Regions from separate parts of the Homo sapiens genome. Here region 1 is linked to region 2. The links are chromatin loops, found by intact Hi-C in ENCODE. Cell type or tissue: breast epithelium. All regions are shown on one strand. Links, peaks and the distances in the headings refer to the core of each region. The heading gives the core; the rest is flanking DNA.

What was found. Peaks named below come from ENCODE experiments on the same cell type or tissue, not always from the same donor. Only the 100,000 strongest peaks of a DNase experiment are listed, where the experiment ranks them.
Region 1: a loop joins it to region 2, with 11 times the contacts of the local background. A loop is called at or near these places in 1 of 110 quality-filtered maps.

The regions. Positions count from the first base shown.
Region 1 is chr16:22,653,044-22,657,439 of GRCh38, reverse strand. No RefSeq gene overlaps it. Among named protein-coding and RNA genes, the nearest start is that of LINC02890, 42 kb to the right of the region's middle. In breast epithelium, for the core only: no CTCF peak of the experiment used is centred there; no DNase peak of the experiment used is centred there.
Region 2 is chr16:22,346,065-22,350,460 of GRCh38, reverse strand. It overlaps CDR2 (cerebellar degeneration related protein 2), which reads left to right. Exons shown (of 5, transcript NM_001802.2): 3 at 612-760; 4 at 1,018-1,182; 5 at 2,638-4,396. The coding sequence ends at 3,496. Among named protein-coding and RNA genes, the nearest start is that of CDR2, 26 kb to the left of the region's middle. RefSeq lists an enhancer at 3,084-3,584. In breast epithelium, for the core only: no CTCF peak of the experiment used is centred there; a DNase peak (open chromatin) is centred at 1,991; H3K27ac peaks cover 1,977 bases.

The DNA of each region.
Region 1 (4,396 bases), core at 143-4,142, 310 kb before region 2:
TCATTTGGGTATATACCCAGTAATGGGATGTCTGGGTCTACCATCAGAGTGAACAGGCAACCTACAACATGGGAGAAAATTTTTGCAACCTACTCATCTGACAAAGGGCTAATATCCAGAATCTACAATGAACTCAAACAAATTTACAAGAAAAAAACAAACAACCCCATCAAAAAGTGGGCGAAGGACATGAACAGACACTTCTCAAAAGAAGACATTTATGCAGCCAAAAAACACATGAAAAAATGCTCATCATCACTGGCCATCAGAGAAATGCAAATCAAAACCACTATGAGATATCATCTCACACCAGTTAGAATGGCAATCATTAAAAAGTCAGGAAACAACAGGTGCTGGAGAGGATGTGGAGAAATAGGAACACTTTTACACTGTTGGTGGGACTGTAAACTAGTTCAACCATTGTGGAAGTCAGTGTGGCGATTCCTCAGGGATCTAGAACTAGAAGTCCCAGCTACTTGGGAGGCTGAACACAAGGAAATTGAGGCTGCGTTGAACCATGATCTGCACTGCACTCCAGTCTGGGTGACAGAGTGAGATCCTGTCTCAATAATAATAATAATAATAAAACATTATCTTTGCGTTATTTATTCCTTATTTACTACTTTTGCTAATAGGTAAAGTAACATCGTGGTGAGGCACGGTGGCTCATGCCTGTAATCCCAGCATTTTGGGAGGCTGAGGTGGGCAGATTACTTGAGGTCAGGAGTTCAAGACCACACTGGCCAACATGGTTAAACCCCGTCTCTATCAAAAATACAAAAAGTAGCCGGGTGTGATGGTGCATGCCTGTAGTCCCAGCTACGCGGGAAGCTGAGGCAGGAGAATCGCTTGAACCCAGGAGGTGGAGGTTGCAGTGAGCCGAGATCATACCACTGCACTCCAGTCTGGGCGACAGAGTGAGACTCTGTCTCAAAATAATAATAATAATAACAATAATAATAAAGTAACACGTGGTTAGGTATCTGTTCCATTTCCCTGGCTTTGAATTTTTAGCCATCCCACCTTGTTTTAATTGTTAGAGCTTTGAAATAAGTCATTATATCTCATGTTCCCACCTTTCTCAAATTGTTCTAATTGAACCACAGGATTATTTTATTAAGCTACTAAAAACTGTAAATTCCATATGTTGAGTCTGTCAGCTAATTTTGGAAGAATTTAAATCTCTAAACTCTTTAGGTTCCAATGCAAGCAACTGAAACCTCTCTTTATTTATTTAAACCATCTGTATTGCTCTGTAAATTTTTATAGTTTTTCCTCATGTACATCTTATGTTACATACAGACTGGTTATTTTATTTTTTCATTGCTATTGCACAAAATACTTTTAATAATCGTTTCCTTATTTGTTACTGATTTTCAGAGGTTTATCTCACATCTGACCACTTTCCTGAACTGTCTTATTGAGATTGTTATAATTCTTATCATATAATCATGTCACTTATAAATGATAAATTGGTTTCTTTCATTCTCATAGTTCTGTCTCTTATTTCTCACTTACACCATTGGTCAAAAACTTCACAGCAGGCCAGGAATGGGGGCTCAGGCCTGTAATCCTGGCACTTTGGGAGACTGAGGCGGGAGGATCACTTGAGCCCAGGAATTCAAGACCAGCCTGAGCAATATAGTGAGGCCTCATCTCTTAAAAAATAAAAAATAGCTGGGTATAGTGGTGTGCACCTGTAATCTCAGCTACTCAGGAGGCTGAGGTGGGAGGATCACTTGAACCTGGGAAGCTGAGGCTGCGGTGAGTGGAGATCATGCCACTGCACTCCAGCCTGGGTGACAGAGCAAGACCCTGTGTCAAAAGAAAAAAAAAATCACAGCACACTTAGATCAGTAAATGAAAGGATATTAGTTGACTAGGGCTTCCTAATGAAGTACCACAACCAGGTGGCTTACACAACAGAAATTTATTTTCTCCTGGTTCTAGAAGCTAGAAGCTTAACATCAAGGTGTCAGCAGGGTCTGTTTCTTCTGAGGCCTCTCTCCTTGGCTTACAGATGGCCATCTTCTCCCTGTGTCTTCACATGGTCTTGCCTCTGTACATGTCAGTGTTCTTATTTTCTCTTTTTATAAGGACATCAGTTATATAGGATTAGTACCCACCATAACGACCTCACTTCAACATATTTACCTCCTTAAAGGTAATGTCTCTAGACATATTCAGAGGCATTTGGGGTTAGGACTTCAACATAAGAATTTTGGAGAAATGGGTCGGGTGTCGTGGCTCACACCTGTAATCCCAGCCCTTCGGGAGGCCGAGGCGGGTAGATCACCTGAGGTCAGGAGTTCAAGACCACCCTGGCCAACATGGCTAAACCCCGTCTCTACTAAAAATACAAAAATTAGCTGGGCGTGATGGCAAGCACCTGTAATCCCAGCTACTCGGGAGGCTGAGGCAGGAGAATCACCTGAACCCAGGAGGCGAAAGTTGCAGTGACCCTAGATCGCACCACTGCACTCCAGCTAAGGTGACAGAGTGAGACTCTGTCTCAAAAAAAAAAAAAAAAAAAAGGAATTTTGTGGAAATGCAATTCAATCCATAACAGTGAACATTTCTTGTCTCTAATAGGAAGATATCTGATGTTTCTTCAAGCCTGATGTGTACTTTGATTTAAAAGAGATATTTTTATCACATTTCTATCTCAAATTTTCAAAGAGCTTTTTTATCAGGAATGGATATCAGGCCTATTGAATGCCTTTTGGTACTTATTGACTAAATCATACAGAATTTTTATCTCTTCTTTTGATAGAATACATTAATAGATTTCCTGTTATTAAACAGTCCTGGGTCGGCATTGAGAATATAAAAAGAAATCCTACAAATCAATAGGAAAGGGATTTTTTTAAAATCTAGTATAAATTAGACAATGGATACAGACAGACAATTCTGAATATGGGAAGTACTCCAGATCAGTAAACACTGGAAAAATTTCCACCTCACTAGTAATCAGGGAAATGCAAATAAAAATGGGAATAAAATCGCATCCCACACAAGAGTTAGCAAGAATGTGGAATACAGAACTCTCACACTCTGTTGATAGGACAGTAAACTGCCACAACCTTATTCACACATGGCAGTGTAAAAAATGTGCACCGTGTTTGTTATAGCATTGTTTATAATAGCTACCGAAAAAAATAAAACAACCCAAATTTGTCTTAGTTCAGGCTGCTATAACAAAATATCATAAACTGGGTAGCTTATAAACAACAGAAATGTATTGCTCACGGTTCTGGGGGCTGGAAGTCTGAGATCAGGGTGCCAGCATGGTCGGGTTCTGGTAAGGGCTCTCTTCCGGATTGCGGGTGGCTACCTTCTTGCTGTATCCTTACATGGGGGAATGAGGGAAAGAAAGCTCCCAGGGGCTGTTTGTGTAATGGCACTAACTCCATTCATGAGGCTTCACCCTCGTGACCTAATCACTTCCCAAAGGATCTACCTTCTAATACTATCAAATCGGGAGTTAGGATTTCAACATTTCAATTTGGGGGACAAGGGACACAAACATTCAGTCTACATGTAAAAAATTATAAATAATGGCACTTTTTTTTTTTTGAGATGGAATCTTGCTCTGTTGCCCAGGCTGGAGTGCAAAGGCATGATCTTGGCTCACTGCAACCTCTGCCTCCCGGGTTCAAGCGATTCTCCTGTCTCAGCCTCCCGAGTAGCTGGGACTAAGGCACGCACCATCACTCCCGGCTAAATTTTGTATTTTTAGTAGAGTCAGGGCTTCACCATGTTGGTCAGGCTGGTCTCGAACTCCTGACCTCATGTGATCCACCCACCTCCGCCTCCCAAAGTGCTGGGATTACAGGCATGAGCCACCATGCCCCACCAGTACATTTATACAATGAATGAGCTAGATCTACTTGTATCAACATGGATAATCTCAAAAACAGAAGGCTAAATGAACAAAAGCCAGTTCCACAGGAACACACCTAGAATAAAACCAGTTATGGAATTTTAAAGAACATACAAGATAATATGTAGCTAAATATTGATGGATACTTATAAAAGTGGTAGGGATATGAAACATATATTGGAAAGATAAATACCAACTTCAAAATAGTCCTTATCTCTGGTTTTTGCAATTTATAGGGGATGGAAAAAGGAAGAGAAGAAAACCCAGGAGGGGTACAAAAAGTGTCACTGTAACCTATAAGATTTTATTATTTTTTTTTTAATAAAATGATTTGAAAAACAAACGTCTTTGCATTCCTAGGCTAAATCCTCCTTGGTCATGGTTAGTGACTCTATTAATGTATTATTGAATTCTGTTTGCTATTATTTTATTTATAGTTTTTCATCTAGTGCCTTGGTCTTCTGTTCTATTTTTTTTCCACTATACTCTTCAAGATTGAATTTCAGGGTTGTA
Region 2 (4,396 bases), core at 81-4,080:
ATCAGTCCCAGCCCCACAACCTCTGGATAGAGGGAAGGGTTGGAGCTTGAGTTCAGTCACCAATGGCCAATAATTGAATCAATCATGCTGATGTGAGAGAAGACCTGGAGAAAACTGAAATGGGTCTAAAGGAGCTTCTGGGCAGTGCTGGGAGGCCAGTGAGCCCAGAGATGGAGACTCTATGTCAGCCCCACCCCAACAAGAGTTGGTGCTGACAATCGGAGAATTGGTGTTGGAACAGCAGAACAGCAGGTATCTTTTTTTTTTTTTTGAGATGGAGTTTCATTCTTGTTGCCCAGGCTGGAGTGCAATGGCGCCATCTCGGCTCATTGCAACCTCTGTCTTCCAGGTTCAAGCAATTTTCCTGCCTCAGCCTCCCAAGTAGCTGGGATTACAGGCGTGTGCCACCACACCTGGCTAATTTTTGTATTTTTAGTGGAGACGGGGTTTCAGCATGTTGGTCAGGCTGGTCTCGAATTCCTAACCTCAGGTGATCCACACGTCTTGGCCTCCCAAAGTGCTGGGATTACAGGCGTGAGCCACCGCAGCCAGCCAAGAAACAGCAGGTATCTTATCTGTTTGTGTCACCTGGTCCTGATCTTCTCTTACAGTATCTGACGAAGCAAGTGGAACTTCTACGGCAGATGAACGAACAACATGCAAAGGTTTATGAACAATTAGACGTCACAGCAAGGGAACTGGAAGAAACAAATCAAAAGCTAGTTGCTGACAGCAAGGCCTCACAGCAAAAGATTCTGAGGTAAATTTTCTAGAATCTGACAAGGAAGGACTAGGGGGAAGTTCTTTAGTATAAACTAGAATAGAACATGGCTGCAGTGGGTTTGGGTCAATATGGGATAAGGTTTAATTTAATTCTTTTTGGAGAATGGAGATTAAATAGACATCCTTTCCAATTAAGAAAGCCCAGTGTGAGTGGTTTGCACCTAATCTCTCCTCACCGCTTTTGCCCTTGATTCAATATGACAAGCAGCAGTGGCTTCTGTCTGTTCCTCACAGCCTGACTGAAACGATTGAATGCCTGCAAACCAACATTGATCACCTCCAGAGCCAAGTGGAGGAGCTGAAGTCATCTGGCCAAGGGAGAAGGAGCCCGGGAAAGTGTGACCAGGAGAAACCGGCACCCAGCTTTGCATGTCTGAAGGAGCTGTATGACCTCCGCCAGTAAGAGCCTGCCTTTCTGTGGAGTTACAGCAGGGACTGTCTCATGTCATTGGCACATTCTGATTTCCAGTAGATTGAAAGTACCATTTTAAGAAAAGTCACTTAGCTATTAAGCTACCATTGGTTTGAACAAAATCACTTAAACATATAAATTACAGAGTTCTTAGATATTAGTAGTTCTCATTTTGAAAGTCTTGGAACACTTATTTCAGTGTTTTTAATGTATTAAATCATAGTTTAAGATGAATTCTGATAGACTAGATTTGGGAGTTGTGTTTTACATTAGAGTGAAGAAAAACAGAAATACTGGTAAAACAAAAATTCAAGCGAACAGGAGATTTTTTGCTTAAAGAAGTACCTTTATAATTTAGAGTTATAAGTCTGAATCTTTAAGAAGTATTTATGGAACACTTGTGTGGCAAGCTGTATGCTAGACCCAAGGGTTGGCGAGCAAAATAGTTTCTACCCCTGTGAGCTTTCAGTCTAACGGAACGGCAGATAAGCAAATAAAAACACAAATAAATAGTCAAGGTGCTTCAGACTGAGCAGGAGAAACCAGGTGGTTCATTTGGTGGGTCTCAACCTTGGCTGTACATCAGATCACCTGTGGGGTTTTTCAAAATGCAAATACCAACACATTTCCTCAGGCCTAAATCAGAATTTCTAGGTGCGGGTAAAAAGCTGCCCAGGCAATTCTGATGAACATTCCTGGTTAAAAATCACCACAGCAACAGTAATTTGCTGTAGTGATTCAATCGTAGTTACATATTATGAATCATTTGGAGAGCCTTTAGAAACCCTCAGGCCAGGTAGCAGACCAACTAGGTTGGAATCTGTGGGTTGGGACCCAGGCACCAGTACTTTTTAAGGTTTCCCTTGTGAGGTCATTGTCATACTGCTAGAATAGATGTTCTCTAGTACTTTTAACATTAAAAAAAGATTTGTCACAAAAATTGAGTTTGCTTTCATGTGTTTATTTACCAGCCTCACACAATTCCATTTTAGCCACTGCTCCAAGTGTGGCTAAAAACCAATCACTGTTGGCCGGGTGTGGTGGCTTACGTCTGTAATCCCAGCACTTTGGGAGGCTAAGGCAGGAGGATCACCTGAGGTTGGGAGTTCGAGACCAGCCTGACCAACATGGAGAAACCCCGTCTCTACTAAAAATACAAAATTAGCTGGGCGTGGTGGCGCATGTCTAAAATCCCAGTTACTCGGGAGGCTGAGGCAGGAGAATCGCTTGAACCTGGGAGGCTGAGGTTGCAATGAGCTGAGATCGCTTCACTGCACTCCAGCCTGGCGACAAAGTGAGACTCCGTCTCAAAAAAAAAGAAAAAAAAATTAGTCACTGTCACAGCTCCTCAAATTTATTTAGTTGAAAAAAAATCACCAGTCTTCCTCTCGTCATTTTCAGTGGACCTGTGTAATATATTCTTTCAATATTTTTTTCCCTAGACACTTCGTGTATGATCATGTGTTCGCTGAGAAGATCACTTCCTTGCAAGGTCAGCCAAGCCCTGATGAAGAGGAAAATGAGCACTTGAAAAAAACAGTGACAATGTTGCAGGCCCAGCTGAGCCTGGAGCGGCAGAAGCGGGTGACTATGGAGGAGGAATATGGGCTCGTGTTAAAGGAGAACAGTGAACTGGAGCAGCAGCTGGGGGCCACAGGTGCCTACCGAGCACGGGCGCTGGAACTAGAGGCCGAGGTGGCAGAGATGCGACAGATGTTGCAGTCAGAGCATCCATTTGTGAATGGAGTTGAGAAGCTGGTGCCAGACTCTCTGTATGTTCCTTTCAAAGAGCCCAGCCAGAGCCTGCTGGAAGAGATGTTCCTGACTGTGCCGGAATCACATAGAAAGCCTCTCAAGCGCAGCAGCAGTGAGACGATCCTCAGCAGCTTGGCAGGGAGTGACATCGTGAAGGGCCACGAGGAGACCTGCATCAGGAGGGCCAAGGCTGTGAAACAGAGGGGCATCTCCCTTCTGCACGAAGTGGACACGCAGTACAGCGCCCTGAAGGTGAAGTATGAAGAGTTGCTGAAGAAGTGCCAAGAGGAACAGGACTCCCTGTCACACAAGGCTGTGCAGACCTCCAGGGCTGCAGCCAAGGACCTGACTGGAGTGAACGCCCAGTCTGAGCCTGTTGCCAGCGGCTGGGAACTGGCCTCTGTCAACCCAGAGCCCGTGAGTTCCCCTACAACACCTCCAGAATACAAAGCGTTGTTTAAGGAGATCTTTAGTTGCATCAAGAAAACTAAGCAGGAAATAGATGAACAGAGAACAAAATACCGATCACTCTCCTCTCATTCTTAATTGAACCTCTAGCTCTACTACTAATTTGCCTATTGCCTATCGCCTCTCTCTCCCATTCAGACAAGTGTTTGTAGACTCTGAAGCCTAATGTTACTCATGACGTTTGCCTCATTGCTTTGCTTATTTAGCAAATGCATACAACGAGGAAAGGAGGTGGCTAGTGGTATCAGTTCTCTGATCCACTTCCATTTAAGCTCCCCAGGAAATCCCATGACAAACTGGCCTCTGGCTGGCGCGCTGATTAGACTTCAGTTCCTGAAAAGGACCAGTGGAGGGAAGAGCTATACTTCTGGAGAAGTAGGCCTGGAGTTACTACAGTATGGGGGAAAAGGGTCGAGTTAGAACAAAGCTAAGGCAATTCCTATTGCTTCCTTGCGCAACTTCTCAAAACGATGAAAGTCAGAAGGCTGTCAAACTCAAATATCTTTGCAAACAGTTTGAATACTGTGAATTCATTACGAAGAATGTTCGAGAGAAAGCAGGGGTCTAATCCAAAAGAAATGTCATTAACCAATACTCCAAGTCCTTGAGTTTTGTTATATCTGAACTAGTTGAACTGTGACTGACAGGTAATCCTAATATATCCAAATCCAACTGAATACCAAATTGAGATGGCAAATTTTTGTTTGATATAAGTTAGCTTGTTAGCATATGCCCTAGAGGGCCTCCATCCCTGTATTCTAATGTTTTTACTCAAAGCTCTAGCCTTTAGGATAGGTGAATATGTAAATCTTTTATCACTTTCTCAAATTCAAACTAAAGGGGAAAGATCAAACCCCTTCCCTTCCTACCTGTTTTCTGAGCTGGCTGACTTGCCAGCCACAAGCTGCTCTTGCAGAGTTCTTACCATTCCTGTAAATGTTTTGACTTGTTGCAGAAATTCCTATCTACTTTATTAAG